2 separate regions of the Homo sapiens genome follow, and region 1 is linked to region 2. Evidence: chromatin loops called from intact Hi-C (ENCODE). Cell type or tissue: HCT116. All regions are shown on one strand. Links, peaks and the distances in the headings refer to the core of each region. The heading gives the core; the rest is flanking DNA.

What was found. Peaks named below come from ENCODE experiments on the same cell type or tissue, not always from the same donor. Only the 100,000 strongest peaks of a DNase experiment are listed, where the experiment ranks them.
Region 1: it touches region 2 in a loop (3.0-fold over the local background); 2 of 110 quality-filtered maps call a loop at or near these places.

What each region holds. Positions count from the first base shown.
Region 1 is chr5:79,106,891-79,114,105 of GRCh38, forward strand. It overlaps BHMT (betaine--homocysteine S-methyltransferase), which reads left to right and starts at 4,919. Exons shown (of 8, transcript NM_001713.3): 1 at 4,919-5,028. The coding sequence starts at 4,996. RefSeq lists an enhancer at 5,245-6,089. In HCT116, for the core only: a CTCF peak has its summit at 3,162 (motif pointing left); a DNase peak (open chromatin) is centred at 3,161.
Region 2 is chr5:78,895,547-78,902,761 of GRCh38, forward strand. All of the region lies in intron 4 of ARSB (arylsulfatase B), which reads right to left. Among named protein-coding and RNA genes, the nearest start is that of ARSB, 86 kb to the right of the region's middle. RefSeq lists a silencer at 4,523-4,612. In HCT116, for the core only: a CTCF peak has its summit at 4,462 (motif pointing right); a DNase peak (open chromatin) is centred at 4,495.

The DNA.
Region 1 (7,215 bases), core at 2,208-4,707, 210 kb after region 2:
TTGGAACTTCTGACCAGGAGAAGGGACCTCTGGGTCGGGCCAGGTGAGTGGGAATGTCCATGAGTCAGATGAGGTTATAAAAAGTTTGGGGAGCTTTTGAGAAAAACAATCTACTGAAAAGAAAGCATAGAGTAACTCTAAAGAGTGTGATCTCTGGCTTCATTCGGCCCAGCTGACGTCCTCTCTCAGCTCTGTGCTTACTATTGACATGATCTTGGGAAAGTTCTCATCTGGCCTCCATGGGCCTCAGCACTGTCATCAGTAAAATCGGGCTGGTCAAATCCCTACCTCACAGGGCTATTGTAAGGATTACTAATGCTTACAAAGCACTTAGCACAGCTAACTCCACATAGGAAGTGCTCATAAAGTTACAGTTATCTGCTTAAAAAAAAAAGCCACAAAAGGGCATGTGACAGGCTAATCATCCTGTTAGAAAGCATTTGAGGAAAAGCAGAAGAGAGGAAATTTCAGAGCTAGAAAGGGAACTCAGGATGCAATTACCATGCTGAGAGGATAGTTCTGGGAAACTGGAGGTGTCCAGAATGAACAAGAATATCAGCTGGAGGACTCCTCTGTGGAAAGCCAGGAGATGCTGGAGACGCTGGATATGCTGGCTAATCTGCAAGCCCTGAGGGAAGCATTTTCACCTGTGGTGGAAGGAAGCTCTGAGATAACAAGCAAAAACAAAAAGCTCAGCTGTTTCTCTAAGAACTAGGAAATTAAAGGCAAAAACTCAAGCATGGGCAGCAGTTGGAGGCACCAGCAGGAGCCACAGGCACGGTCAGAGCCGGGCTCAGGAAGGGCTCGCTGATGGCAAGGGAAAGGCAATGAAAGCACCCTGGGAAGAGGCTGTTTTGTGCTCTAAGTTTATGCCAAACCAAATGCAAAGACAAATCTGAAAAGTCACCCAGCTTCAACTTCTAATTTTCCATATGAAGAAACCAAGACCCTTTAAAGAGGAGTAATTGTGCAGTGGTTGGCTATGCATGAACGTGTTGGGACAAATGCATGTATGTGGCCACTGCAATAGACAGGGTGCTGGACAGGACAGGTAAACTGAGGAAAACCTGTGCACCTGCAGAAGAGAGTTTTAGAAGGAAAATCCACCTCATCAACCTTTTAGTATCGTCATCCTGGCAAGAAAAAATAACGGGGGTTAGTGGCAGTAGGAAAATGTAAGGCAAATGAAATCTTCGGTTTGGGGGCTACTTGGGGGAACATGTATTCCGTAACCCCAAATATACCTTCTATTTATAGCAGAAGTTGAAAGCCCAAATGCCTTTAAGGTAAGGTAAATATGTGAACCAGAAGAGTGCAGGGCAGCTGGGTGTGGTACAGACCAGCAAATGGGAAGGGTGGAAGCGCCACATAAAGGAATTCACATTCAATTTTTTAAAAACACTGGCCTTGCCAAAGGAAACGCAGAAGCTGGCTCCATTTCCACATCAGCAGTTTGCAAACACTGTTCTGTACAGTGTTAACATGTAAAACCACCATTAAACACAGTGTTAAAACATCATTAAACATCATACTAAAATATAAAACATCATTAAACACAGTGTTAAAGTATCTTCAATGGTTTAAGGCTAAATGAAACATATTTAGTCTAAAAAGGCCTGTGAAAAGTCAGTTTCATTTTAAAAGAGATCCCAGTTGAGTGGGAAATGAAAAGTCCTGACATTTTTCCATCTACATATTGGTAAAAGGAACATTTTAGCACTTATATGAGATGGTTTCTATCTCTTCCTTGAAAAAAAAAAAAAAGGAGATGATATCCTTTACTTCCAGCACCAAGCATAGGGTTTAAAACATTGTATTAATGGTACCTAAATGTTTATTGAGTGAATAAATAGGATTTCAAATAGAACAAAGCACTGGTCAGAGACAGAACAATAACCGAGTATCTTTTGAGGTTGTAAAATGAAGGGGGTGGATCGCCAGCTCTAAGTCTCCTCTTCTTCTTTGGGATTTATTTTTAACCCCCAACATCTTTGTACACAGCCATGGACTTCAGTCTTATGACCTCCCTCATCTGGTTGACTCCAGTAGAGATCAGAGAACATAGGCAGCCTCCCAAGGACAGTTTATTGCAGAACTCACTTCCTGCCAGGTGCAGTGGCTCACGCCTGTAATCCCAGCACTTTGGAAGGCCGAGGCGGATGGATCACCTGGGGTCAGGAGTTCAAGACCAGCCTCTCCAACATGGTGAAACCCCGTCTCTACCAAAAAATACAAGTTAGCCGGGTGTGGTGGCGCCAGCCTGTAATCCCAGCTACTCGGGATGCTGAGGCAGGAGAATCACTTGAACCCAGAAGGCAGAGGTTGCAGTGAGCTGAGATTGCACCACTGCACTCCAGCCTGGGCGACAGAGTGAGACTCTATCTCAAAAAAACAAACAAACAAGCAAAAAACCTCACTTCCTAAGTGGTATCCAAGCAGACTTAGTTCTCTGGGAATGGGGCAAAGAAACTTCAGGGAGCATGCTGATGATCCATCTAACTCCCTAACTTCGTGGTTCTTGAGAACAAAGAGGGGACACCCACCTCACAGAGTTGTGTGGGGTAAATAATGTTGTGTAAGTAAAAGGCTTAGTGCCTTTTACATACATGGTGGATATTATCATCTATTATGGAAATAAGTGAATAATTTTTTAAATGGACCTAATTGGGGGTGGGGGCATGGGATAGTTAGGACAACAAATTGAGAGGCCCAGAAAAAACAAAAATATTTTGACAGCACCTATAAATCATTCTGGAAAAGCTGGGAGTCGATAATTTTTTTAAAAAACGAAAATTCCCTACGTTCGAGTACAAATCCTTTTATATACATCTATACACTTAGGTATGCATAAAATTCCTCTGGAAGAACGGTTAACAGGCAATAGTGGTTACCTCCAGGGAGGGGACTTGATCTGCAACAGCAGCTGGGGAAAGGCTTCTAAATTTTTTTTGCCATGTTTGTTCTTGGAGAAATAAAGATTAAAAAAGTAAAATTTTTGCCATGTGTCTATATTACCTATTAAAAATTCATAATTCACTTCTAAATTTAATGCTACTAGTTTAAAATTTCTCCCAAGTTTTGCCACATTTTGAGGAAACTGAAATTGGGAACGTCGGCTTTCAGCCTTTATTGAGTGTTAGAGTGCTTATACCGCCTCCTAGTGCCAGATACCCACGACTGCGGCTGCTCCCTGCAGCCACCGCGGGGCTCACTCTAGACCTGTTCATCTCACCAGTGCTCACCAGGTGAATACCTTAACTAGTTAACGCATTAACTAACTAAACTGTTACCTATTCGGATACTCCAATGCCTTCAAGGTGTTTTTTTTTTTTAATCTAGGTACTGTGAAGAATGACTTTACCTCATGCCTCATTCTTGCTGACCCCAGATCACAGTTGGGGGTGGAGGAGCCAATGAAATAATAGATCACTTGAATAACAGTATATCCTTTCACCTTTTCATTTCTTTTTCCATTTTAAACTTGACATACTTAGAAGCAAAAGGACATTTTTACTTTCTCAGTTGTATTTCAAACACATGTCACTTTAGCCGTTAAATTTGTATTAATTCATCAGGTGTTGCAGTAACTTTCTTCTCTGCATGTGTTGAAATGGAGGTTGTTTGTCCACATACAGAATTTTTTTACATGCTTTTATTTGGGTAAAATTTTCTGAACTGTGTTTCAGATATTTCATTGTTCTGTAGGCTATTTACTGTCATGCTGTACATTTTTTTTTCTTTTGAGACAGAGTTTCACTCTTTTTGCCCAGGCTGGAGTGCAATGGCACAATCTCGGCTCACTGCAACCTCTGCCCCCAGGGTTCAAGCGATTCTCCTGCCTCAGCCTCCCGAGTAGCTGGGATTACAGGCGCCTGCCACCATGCCCGGCTAATTTTTGTATTTTTAGCAGAGACGGGGGTTTCACCATGTTGGCCAGGCTGGTCTCGAACTCCTGACTTCAGGTGATCCACCCGCCTCACCCTCCCAAAGTGCTAGGATTACTGGCATGAGCCACCGTGCAGGCCATGCTGTACATTTTTTAAAGTAATGTTTTTATTATTTTAAAATCAATGTATTCTCATTATAAAAATATTTTGGAAAATACAGTGAAACATGAAGAATAAAATAAAACAAGCCTTAATTCCGCCATCAATAGGTAACTACTGTTAACATCTCTATTCCCTCCAGTTCTTCTAATGTCTATGTTTTTATATCGTTTTCATGCTGAATTTTGAAGTCTTCAAAGTACATTTCTGCTTCCATTTATAAATGTTAAAAGTCTGTCCTTGTTAAATATTACAAACATATTCTTATTAGAAACTACTGTGTTATTAGAAACTGCAAGGCATGTTTGGGTATAGGGGTAGAAGGTCATTTTGAACATACCCGCCAATTCAGGGTTAGTATTGGACTCCTCTACTAAAGCCGCATTTGTGTCCCGTTATACTGGATGTATATCACACAGGAGATCACACTCCAGGCTGAAGATCTTCCAGGACTTCATCCCCTGATTCCATAATCTTGACGCCTTGGCCTTTGACAAATATCTGAGCATCGAATGGACTTCTCAGAGGCCTCTCTGGCAGCCTAAGTGGGCCATGGTGCATGATCCCAGGTGAGCGAGAGGACGGTCAGGGTCGGGGCAAAAGTGCAAGAGGCAAAAGGGACGCTAGGCAGGTTTGAAATCTGAGCGAGTGGCAACCTCGCTTTTTCTTATCTTACTTTTCGGTGGTTCCACCCATTTGGGTGAACAATCTGGATTACCTCCTTGGCAGGCCAGGTTCCCAACAGGAGGCGGGCCTGATGAAGGGCTGGTGGGCGTGTTCCCGCCCAAGGTCCGTGTTGGCCCGCGCGGTGGCTGGGAGGCCCTCCCCACGCCCAACTGCGGGTATAAAGAGGCAGGCTGCGGACTCGGAGCAGCTCGGGGCTGCGCAGCGGGAAGGCTCGCCTAGTCGGTCCGCATCCGTGTCGACCACCTGTCTGGACACCACGAAGATGCCACCCGTTGGGGGCAAAAAGGCCAAGAAGGTGAGTCTCCAGGGGACCCGAGGGCGCTCTCCTTCCCCTCCCACCTGCTCTGTATCCCAGCCTCTGGGAGCGCAGAGGGGCCCTCGGACCCTGCCTGGTACCCATCATCCTCCTACTCCCTCCCCTCCCTCAGCCTCAGACCAGAATGTGCTTCCAGAACTTCTCCAGCAGGACCCCAAGGCGCCTCTGAGCCTCCCCACTCCTGCCCCACGTTCAGAGCGCGCCCCCAGAGCGCCTCTGTCCCCTCCAGCCCCAGCCCAGCTTGGACCAGAGTGCGCCCCAGATCTATGTGATCCTTGCCTCTCAGACCCAAAGGCACCCTCTGAGCCCTCCCTGACGGCTGGGTGTCCCCAGAACTCCGAGCCTTCCAATATCTTCTGAATCTGGCACCCCAAGACCAGAAAACTCCCTAGAGATACTGCTCCTAGCCCCGCAGGCGCGATATCCCGTCCCCACGGAGCCCCTCCGCATCTGTGTCCGAGGCCGCCGCGAGCGCCCTCTGCACCCGGCGCGCCCAGAACAGGGAGGAGTGCACGGCGCTGGCTCCGACATTTCCCGCCTGGATCTGCACCGCGGGTGTCGGGGCCGCCTCCCCGCCGGGTTCTCGCTGCACCCAAGGCCCAGGCGCTGGTTGGGTGATTGCAGATTTTCACAGGCAATTTGATGTCCGTGATGACAGAAAAATGTCATCCGAAATGTCAGCCTCGAAAACATGGTTTAAGAAAAAATGGGCAGAGTGGCTGTAAGATACTGAGGAAGGGCTGTTGATGAAATTGTAAAACCCAATTCCAGCTCCAGATGAACAAGTCCATCTCTTGGCTATCCCAGTGGCTTGTTGGGAGGGGTATTTTCAGTCCAGACGGTAGGCCTTCCTCTAATTTGGGGAACGGATGGATAGATGGACTGACTGCCGTGGAATGAGACTGGACAGGTGGGAAGAGAGAGAGAAGGATGGAGGGAGGAGAGAATAAACTTGACCTTTTGGTCAAATGCCCAGTCCCAGGCCTGGCACGACAGAGGCCCCCGGAAAATGGTAGGGAGGCAGATGGGGCCAGGCCAACTGTATCCTCTGGGCTGTAAGGACAGTGAGAAAGGTCCAGCTCTCATCCCAGTGCCTGCCCTGCTGGAGAACCAGCTGAGGTGTGCCCAGTTTCTAAAGGGATGGCCTCCCAAATCAAAAAGACCTCTACACAAGGAAGAAGGTCAATTCGGTTACAGATTCTAAATGCAGCATCGTGGATGCATGTTGATGGCATGAGTGGGTGTTGAGATGGCAAAGGACTATGGACTATCACCAGTCAAAGGAGGGTGAGAATTTCGCCAGTCCCTAAATGTACTAAATGAATAGTCCACAGAGACTGGGAAGGATGATTCCTATAGATATAGATATTTTTTGTTTGTCCCCATTCTCATAGCCACGTAAGTCTAACTTATTCCCCAAACTCAAACTCAGAAAATCTAACATTTTAAAGAATTATCTTTGTAGAATTATCTAAGCAACAGATGAATGTAAGATGGAAAAAACAGTTTCCTAGTAACTTGTTTCCGTGCATATGTCAGTGTTAAAACAATATATGGACAATAACATGTCTACACATTTGAGTTTAAAATTAAAATAAATGTTACAAAGTTTGCACATGTTCATTATAAACAATGAGGGAAAGCACAAAGAACAGTGCCTGTTAAATTCTGGTGTATATTCTGCTAGTTTGTTGTTGAGGCAAATATGCACTTCTTAGACAAAAATGGGCTGATATTACATATACTGTTTTGTAATACTTTTTCACAAAATGGTATATTTTTTTCATAGCACATTCCACCTTTTAAAAAGTCTGTTTAGCTTGGGAACAGAAAATCCTGAAGTCTAGATAATTTTAAAATGCAATAGAATGTAAGAGATCATATTTCCAGAGGTAACCACTCAACAAGTGCATGAGCCACATAGTAATTGAATCGCCACTACCCACCCTGCCACCCAGCATCAGATCCTTAGCTATGCTGCACATTAAAATGCTGTGGTACTAAAATTTGAAAACACACACGTTCAATGGGAGCTGCTAACTGCCCAAATGTCATGAATTATTTTATCCAAATAAAAGTTAGTAGCAAGTCATATCTCATTTAAGTGACCCTTGTTATGTTTTTTATGTAACTGTGCTGGCAGTAGTATATATATATATATATTTA
Region 2 (7,215 bases), core at 2,966-5,465:
TTGCAAAGGTCACAACGATAAGCACATGAAAACTTTCACTATCCTGGCATAAAGTTAGGCATATAGACTGAAAAGAGAGAAAATTATTACAGGCTAAGCAGTATGCCTCATGTGCCCTGCATCTCCACTGGAATGATGTTTCCAAATATTAAGTAACAGCTTTTCTCATTCCTAGTAATTTTGTCACCCTGTGACCCTCAACCCAGGAAGCAGGCAGGGAGATCCATGTCTGGGCTCCGGAAATGGATAGTCAGCAGGTGGATGAGCTAATAGATTTAGCTTAAGCAATCACTCAGAGCCAGGGGAAGAGAGAGGACTGGAAACGAAGCTAAAGGACATGGCTGTGACCTTAAGCACACATCTTGGGCTCTGCCCCCAGGACTGGATCTAGTGTAGAAGAAATAATGGACGGAGGGATACAAGAGTGGAAAGAACCATGCCTCATCCCCTGGAGGAGCCGGGGGGCAGATGAGAGGATAGCAAGACTCCCTGCGGTTCTTGTGCCCAGTATAGTGTGGCAGCAGCAGATGACAATGGTTGCACAAGGTGATGGAAGGCAGGCTCAGAGGCTTCTCACACCACAGTGTGGAAGGGGTTGCAGCTGAACTGATGAATGTTTTTGATTTGGTGTTGAGAAGAGCACAAATGTGGCACAGAGATGGTCCAAAGAGTCTCCGCAGGCAAGGAGGTCGCAGCATGATCTAGATGGATGATATAAAAAGGCCAGCCAGGAACAGGAATGTTTCTGCAGAGGCTTGTGCAAGGATGACTATGGACCACACACTTCCTTCAGCTCCAACGCACTGGCTCCCTGGAGGGGAGCCAGGATGAGATCATGAATTAACTGAGATGATCTGAATTGACTGGAACCAGGTTTCCTCCACCCAGCAGAATAGGGACCCCAGAGGTACTGCGTTCAGTGACAGGGTAAAAAAGAAGTAAGTTATATTCTTTGCAGATCTAAGTTTGTGCACTGAAATTTGTGATTACTATGCATATGTGTGAGCACTATGGCTGGATGTCCTAGACTTGATGGATATAATAATTGTGTTAGGCTATTTTGTAGGCGAAATAGAAGTTAAATCCATTTTTATTGTTTTGGTTATTTTGAAGCAGTAATATGGACTCATTCCAAGACTTTACATTTTTATGTAATAGCAACTATAATGATAGGAAAAGTACTGAAATCAGAAGAAAGTTTGTTTCTATAACATGCCTCTCAGGCTTTTCAAATCTAACATCCCCACCCTTTTCATAACAAATATTTTGTGATGCTCCTTTGTCCTGAAATGGAATTTATATACAATACTGTAACTATATGTCTAATTAAAAAAAATAACTCTCAGTGTAATACAGAGTAGAAAAAGGCAATTAATAATAAAATAGCATGTATTTCATAGGAAAATGCGCAGGTTCAACCCTAAAAGACATAGCAAAGTGGTTAGATGAGTGCATACAGTTATAGACGAAATAAATTTGGACTTAAGGCCATTCTATAGTAGAAATACAAAAAAAAAGAGAGAGCAGGGATAAATGCTAAAATAAAGATTAGAATATTAATTATATATTAAAACCACGCAAAAAATACTTTGTGTTTATGTGTAAAACATAGAGACTAGACTTAGGTTCTAGTCTCAGAAAATTGTAAACAAGCTTTTAATCTTCATGACTAACCAGCAGGATATTTTGTAAGTTGTACAGGACTTGGGACAATTCCTCACTGTGTGGGGTTATTACGGGCATTGCATCCTGAGCCCCCTACTCACTAACTATCAGTAACACTCAAGTGAATTTCTAAAATACTCTCAGTAAAAACCACTGCCCTATACAATGGCAGGATTGGGACATATGGCCAGAGATAGGTAGTGACCTCTCTTTCAAGAGGCTTCACAGGTTAGCACTCATTACCTTGTGAATTTAACACAGTTTGGGGTCTGGCCTAAACCTCTGTAAGCTTATAAATAATTCTAACAGCATATGGAAAGAGGTTCCACTTTTTAGAAGCAGAATCACTGTAAATGATATATATATAATCACAAAGTCAATTAATTGATTTACAAAGTAAATTTATCACAGTGACTGGCATGTTTATGGCCCATGGGAGTGGCATAAATGTATGGGAAATCAAGTTATAATCAGATCTCCTGGTAAGTAAGGACTCAGATATAATATTTGTATTTTTGTAATATGTGGACTCTCATAATAATTATTTTTCAGATCTAAAATATATTCTATAAATATAAAATATTTATATTTACTATATTCAAAAATGCACTAAAAGCTGCTTTAATGAGAAAATTCACCAATTTTTAAATATTTTTTTCTAGCAACTAAGACTTCAAAAATGATTAATCTAAGTTCATTCAGGAAAAAATAGATAACGTACATGCCCTATACCCATTAAAGACATTGAAATTAGTAATTAAAAACCTCCCCACAGGCCGGGTGCGGTGGCTGACGCCTGTAATCCCAGCACTTTGGGAGGCTGAGGTGGATGGATCACATGAGGCCAGGAGTTCGAGACCAGCCTGGCCAACATGGAGAAACCCCGGCTCTACTAAAAATACAAAAATTAGCCAGGTGTGGTGGCAGGCACCTATAATCCAAGCTACTCAGGAGGCGGAGGCAGGAGAATCGCTTGAACCCGGGAGGCAAAGGTTGCAGTGCCGAGACTGTGCCACTGCACTCCAGCCTGGGCGACAGAGTGAGGCTCTGTCTCAAAACAAAACAAAACAAAACCTTCTCACCAAGAAAATTTCAGGCCCAAATGCCTTCATTGGCAAATTCTACCAAACATTTAAGAAAGGAATAATACTAGTTCTATACAAACTCTTTCAAAAAATAGATAGGAATCCTGTACTTCCCAACTTATTCTATGAGGCCAGCATTACTCTGACACCAAAATGAAACAAAGACATTACAGAAAAAGAAAACCACAATGAACACAGGTGTAAAAATCTTTAACAATATTTAGGAAATCAAATTTAGCTTTATATAAAAAAACATACATTAGTTTTCTATTACCACACACTTAGCAGCTTAAACAATACACACTTATTATTGTACAGTTCTGCAGGCTGTACAATACATTCAGCTGCTGAGGCCTGTACAAGTCTGATGCAGGTCTCACTGGGCTAATGTCAAGGTGTTGAGAGGGCTGCATTCCCTTCTGGAAGTTCCATTTCCTTGCCTTTCTAGCAAATCCATTTCCTTGCCTTTCTAGCTTCTAGAGGCTGTTTTCACTCCTTGGCTCATGTCTTTTGAGCTTCATAGTAGAGTTATGAGTGGATTGCATACCAGCAATACAGTAAGAGAGTATTCTGAGTTTGTCCAGGTACTTAATTTTACCTGTAGGTTTTATACTTTGAAAAGTTTTCTTTTGCACATTAGCGTTTTTTCTTTCAGACTGAAGAACTGCCTTTAGTATTTCTTGCAAGATGGATCTAGTGGTGGTGAATTCTCTCAGCTTTTGTTTGTCTGGGAAAGATTTTATCTCTCCTTTATATTTGAATGATAATTTTGCTGGATACAATATTCTTGGATGGCAGGCTTTTTTTGTCTCTCTTTGAGCAATCTGAAAATGCCATTCCACTCCCTCCTGGCCTGTTTAGTTTCCTTAGAGTAATCCGTTGCCACATGAATTAGAGCTACTTTACGTGTTATTTGCTTCTTTTCTCTGCTGCTTTTAGGATCCTCTCTTTGTCCTTGACCTTTGAGAGTTTCATTTTTCTATGCCTTGGAGTAGTCTTATTTGGGTCAAATCTGTTTGGTGTTCTCTGACCTTTCTGTAGCTGGATATTTCTCTTTCTCAAGTTTTGGAAAGTTTTCAGTTCTTATCCTTTTGAATCAACTTTCTACCCCTTGCTCTCGCTTCACTCTCTCTTGAACACCAACAGCAGTAATTCTTAGATTTGGTCTTTTGAGGTAATTTTTTACATATTGTAGGTGGTCTTTGTTACATTTTATTCTTATTTCTTTTTTCTTCTCTGATTGTGTATTTTCACACAGCTGGTTTTTGAGCTCATAGATTCTTTCCTCTGCTTGGCTCACTCTGCTGCTCAGAGCCTCTTAAGAGTTCTTCAGTTTGGCAAATGTATTTCTCAGTTCTAAGATTTCTGTTTGATTTTTTAAAATTATTTCAATCTCTTTGTTAGATTTCTCTGATAAATTTCTGCTTTTCTGTATTATCTTGGAGATACCTGAGTTTCCTTAAAACTGCTATTTTAAATTATTGGTCAGAAGCTAATAGTCGCCATCTCGTTAGGGTCAGTCATTGGATTTTTGCTTTGTCCTTTGGGGAGACTGTGGTTCCCTGTTTGCTGTTGTTACTTGCGGGTATATGTCTATGTCTTTGCATTGAAGGATTAATTATTGATTCTAGTTTTCTCTGTCCAGCTTGTTTTGTCTTTCATTGAATATATTTGCTTAATCTTTGCAACTAGATTGCTGCCTCCTTTTCGGCTCTAGGTGGCGCTATAAGCCCAGGTTCACTTTGGCTCTAGTAAACGGTTGCAGTGCTGCCTGTCCCAAATGGGGGAGTCACCAAAGGGATTATCCCAGGTATGTTCTACAGGCTCCTAGGCAGGAACCCCTAGTCAGCAGTGTGGGAAGACTGGCTAGGGGTTCCTGCCCATGGGAACCTGTGGAATGTACCTCCTACAGTGTGGTGCTGCTGAATAGCCACTCTGATTTGGTGTCTCATTTGGCTGAGTTACAGAGCAGAGTTTCCAGGGTTGGGGATGGTAGTCTCACCTTCTGACCTTTGTTGCAGCCTGTCCTCAGAGATATTTCTCCCTACAGGCACTCACAATGCTTCCCATGAGTTAAGGCAGGGACAGGACTCCTGCTACGGAACCCAAGAAGGTGAGGAAGCTGGTTGACCACTCAATTTCACTTTTTCCAGTGTAAAAACAGAATTGAGGGAGATTTTCCACATGCTTGGTGCTGAAAGAATGTAGGGGAGGGGACTCGCAGACGTGGAAATCTGATTCTCCAATCATATGCTCAAGGTTTTTCCACTTCTCTGTGGCCCTGGGGGCTGTCTCATCCTCATACTTGAACTCTGGGTTGTTGCTGGTGAAAATCTCAATGCTATATATTTGTTTTTGGTCTTCTATTGAGGGATTGAAGCTGGCTTGCTTCTATACTACCATTTTGAAATCCTGCATTCCTTGATTCATGCCCTCTTCCTTCACCTTCAAAGTCAGCAATGGGCGGGCGCAGTAGCTCACGCCTGTAATCCCAGCACTTTGGGAGGCCTAAGGAGGCAGATCACGAGGTCAGGAGATCGAGACCATCCTGGCTAACACAGTGAAGCCCGTCTCTACTAAAAATACAAAAAAATTAGCTGGGCATGGTAGCGGGCGCCTGTAGTGCCAGCTACTTGGGAGGCTGAGGCAGGAGAATGGTGTGAACCCGGGACCTGGGAGGCAGAGCTTGCAGTGAGCCGAGATCGCGCCACTGCCCTCCAGCCTGGCGACAGAGCAAGACTCCGTCTCAGGAAAAAAAAAAAAAAAAAAAGTCATCAATGATGGTTGAATCCTTTTCATATCATATTACCCGACCTCCTCTTCTGCCTCCCTCTTCCACTTTTAAGGTCACCGATTGCACTGGTCCAACCAGATAATCCAGGACAATCTCCTCATCTTCAGGTCAGTTTATCAGAAACCTTAATTTGGTCTGCAATCTTAATTCCCCTTGTCATATAACATAACATATTCACAGGTTCCAGGCTTTAGGGCATGTTTGGAGGCAGGAGGGAGACGGGGGATTACTCTGCCTACCACAAACATGATGATAAAGTGATATTTATCCCAAGACTGCAATCAATTTTCAAATAGAAGAACAGAGTTAGAAGAATTATACTATCCAATTTCAAGAACTACTATAAAGCTACAGTAATCAAGATTTCATGGAACTGGAATGGAGTGCCTAGTAAAACAACCACATTTAAATGGTCATTTGCTTTTTAGCAAGGGTGCCAAACCAACCAATAGGGAAATAGTTTTTTCAAAAAAAAATAATGCTAGAGTATTCTGATATCTACGTTAAAAAAAACAAACAAAACCTTGACAAACCCTACTTCATAACACACATAAAAATTAAAGATGAATCATATTACAACTCAATAATAAAAGATAACCAAATTAAAATATTGACACAGGATTTAAATAGACATTTCTCTAAAGAAGATACACAAAAATAGATGGTCAATAGATACACAAAAAGATGTCCCACATTAGTCATCCAAGAGGCACAAACTAAAACCATAAGAAGATACCACTTTATACCCAATAGGATTACTATATAACAAAAAAGACAGACAATTGACAAGTGGTGGTAAGGACGTGGAGAAACTGGAACACTCATAAATTGCTGGTGGGAGTGTAACATGATGCAGCTGCTTTGAAAAACAGTGTCTTAGTCTTGTTTTCTGTTGCTGTAACAGAATACCATAGGCTGGTTAATTTATATAGAAAACAAGTTTATTTAGCTCATGGTTCTGGAGGCTGGGAAGTCTAAGAACATGGTGCTGGCACCAGGTGAGGGCCTTCATGTGGTGTCATAACATGACAGAGGGCATCATATGATAAGAGGGCAAGAGCAAGAGAGACTGAGAGAACTCACTTTTATAACAAAGCCACTCTCAATGTAATGAACCCATTCCTGTGACAGTGACATTAATCTATTCATGATGGCAAAACCCTCATTAATCCATTCATGAGGACAGAAGGATTCGGTTTCCAACACATGAACTTTTGGGAGATACCTTCAAACCATGGCAAAGGGTTTAGCAGTTCCTCATAAAGTTAAACATAGATTTACCACATGATCCACCAATTCCACACCTAGGTATATACCCAAGAGAAGTAAAAATATATGTCCACACAAAAATTGGTACCTGAATGGTCATAGCAGCATTATTCATAATAGCCCAAAAAAGTAGGAACAACCCAAATATCCATTAACTGATTAATGGATTTTTTAAAATGTATATTTTCAGCAATGTATAGCAATAAAAGGGATATTATGCATCAGCAAAAAGAAATGAAATACTGATTTATGCTACAAAATGGATGAACATCTAAAACATTATGCCAAATAAAAGAAGCCAGACACAAAAAGCCATATATTGTATGATTCCATTTTTACGAAATGTCTAGCTTAGTAAAATCCATAAGGACAAAACATAGATTATGTGATTGACAGAGGGAG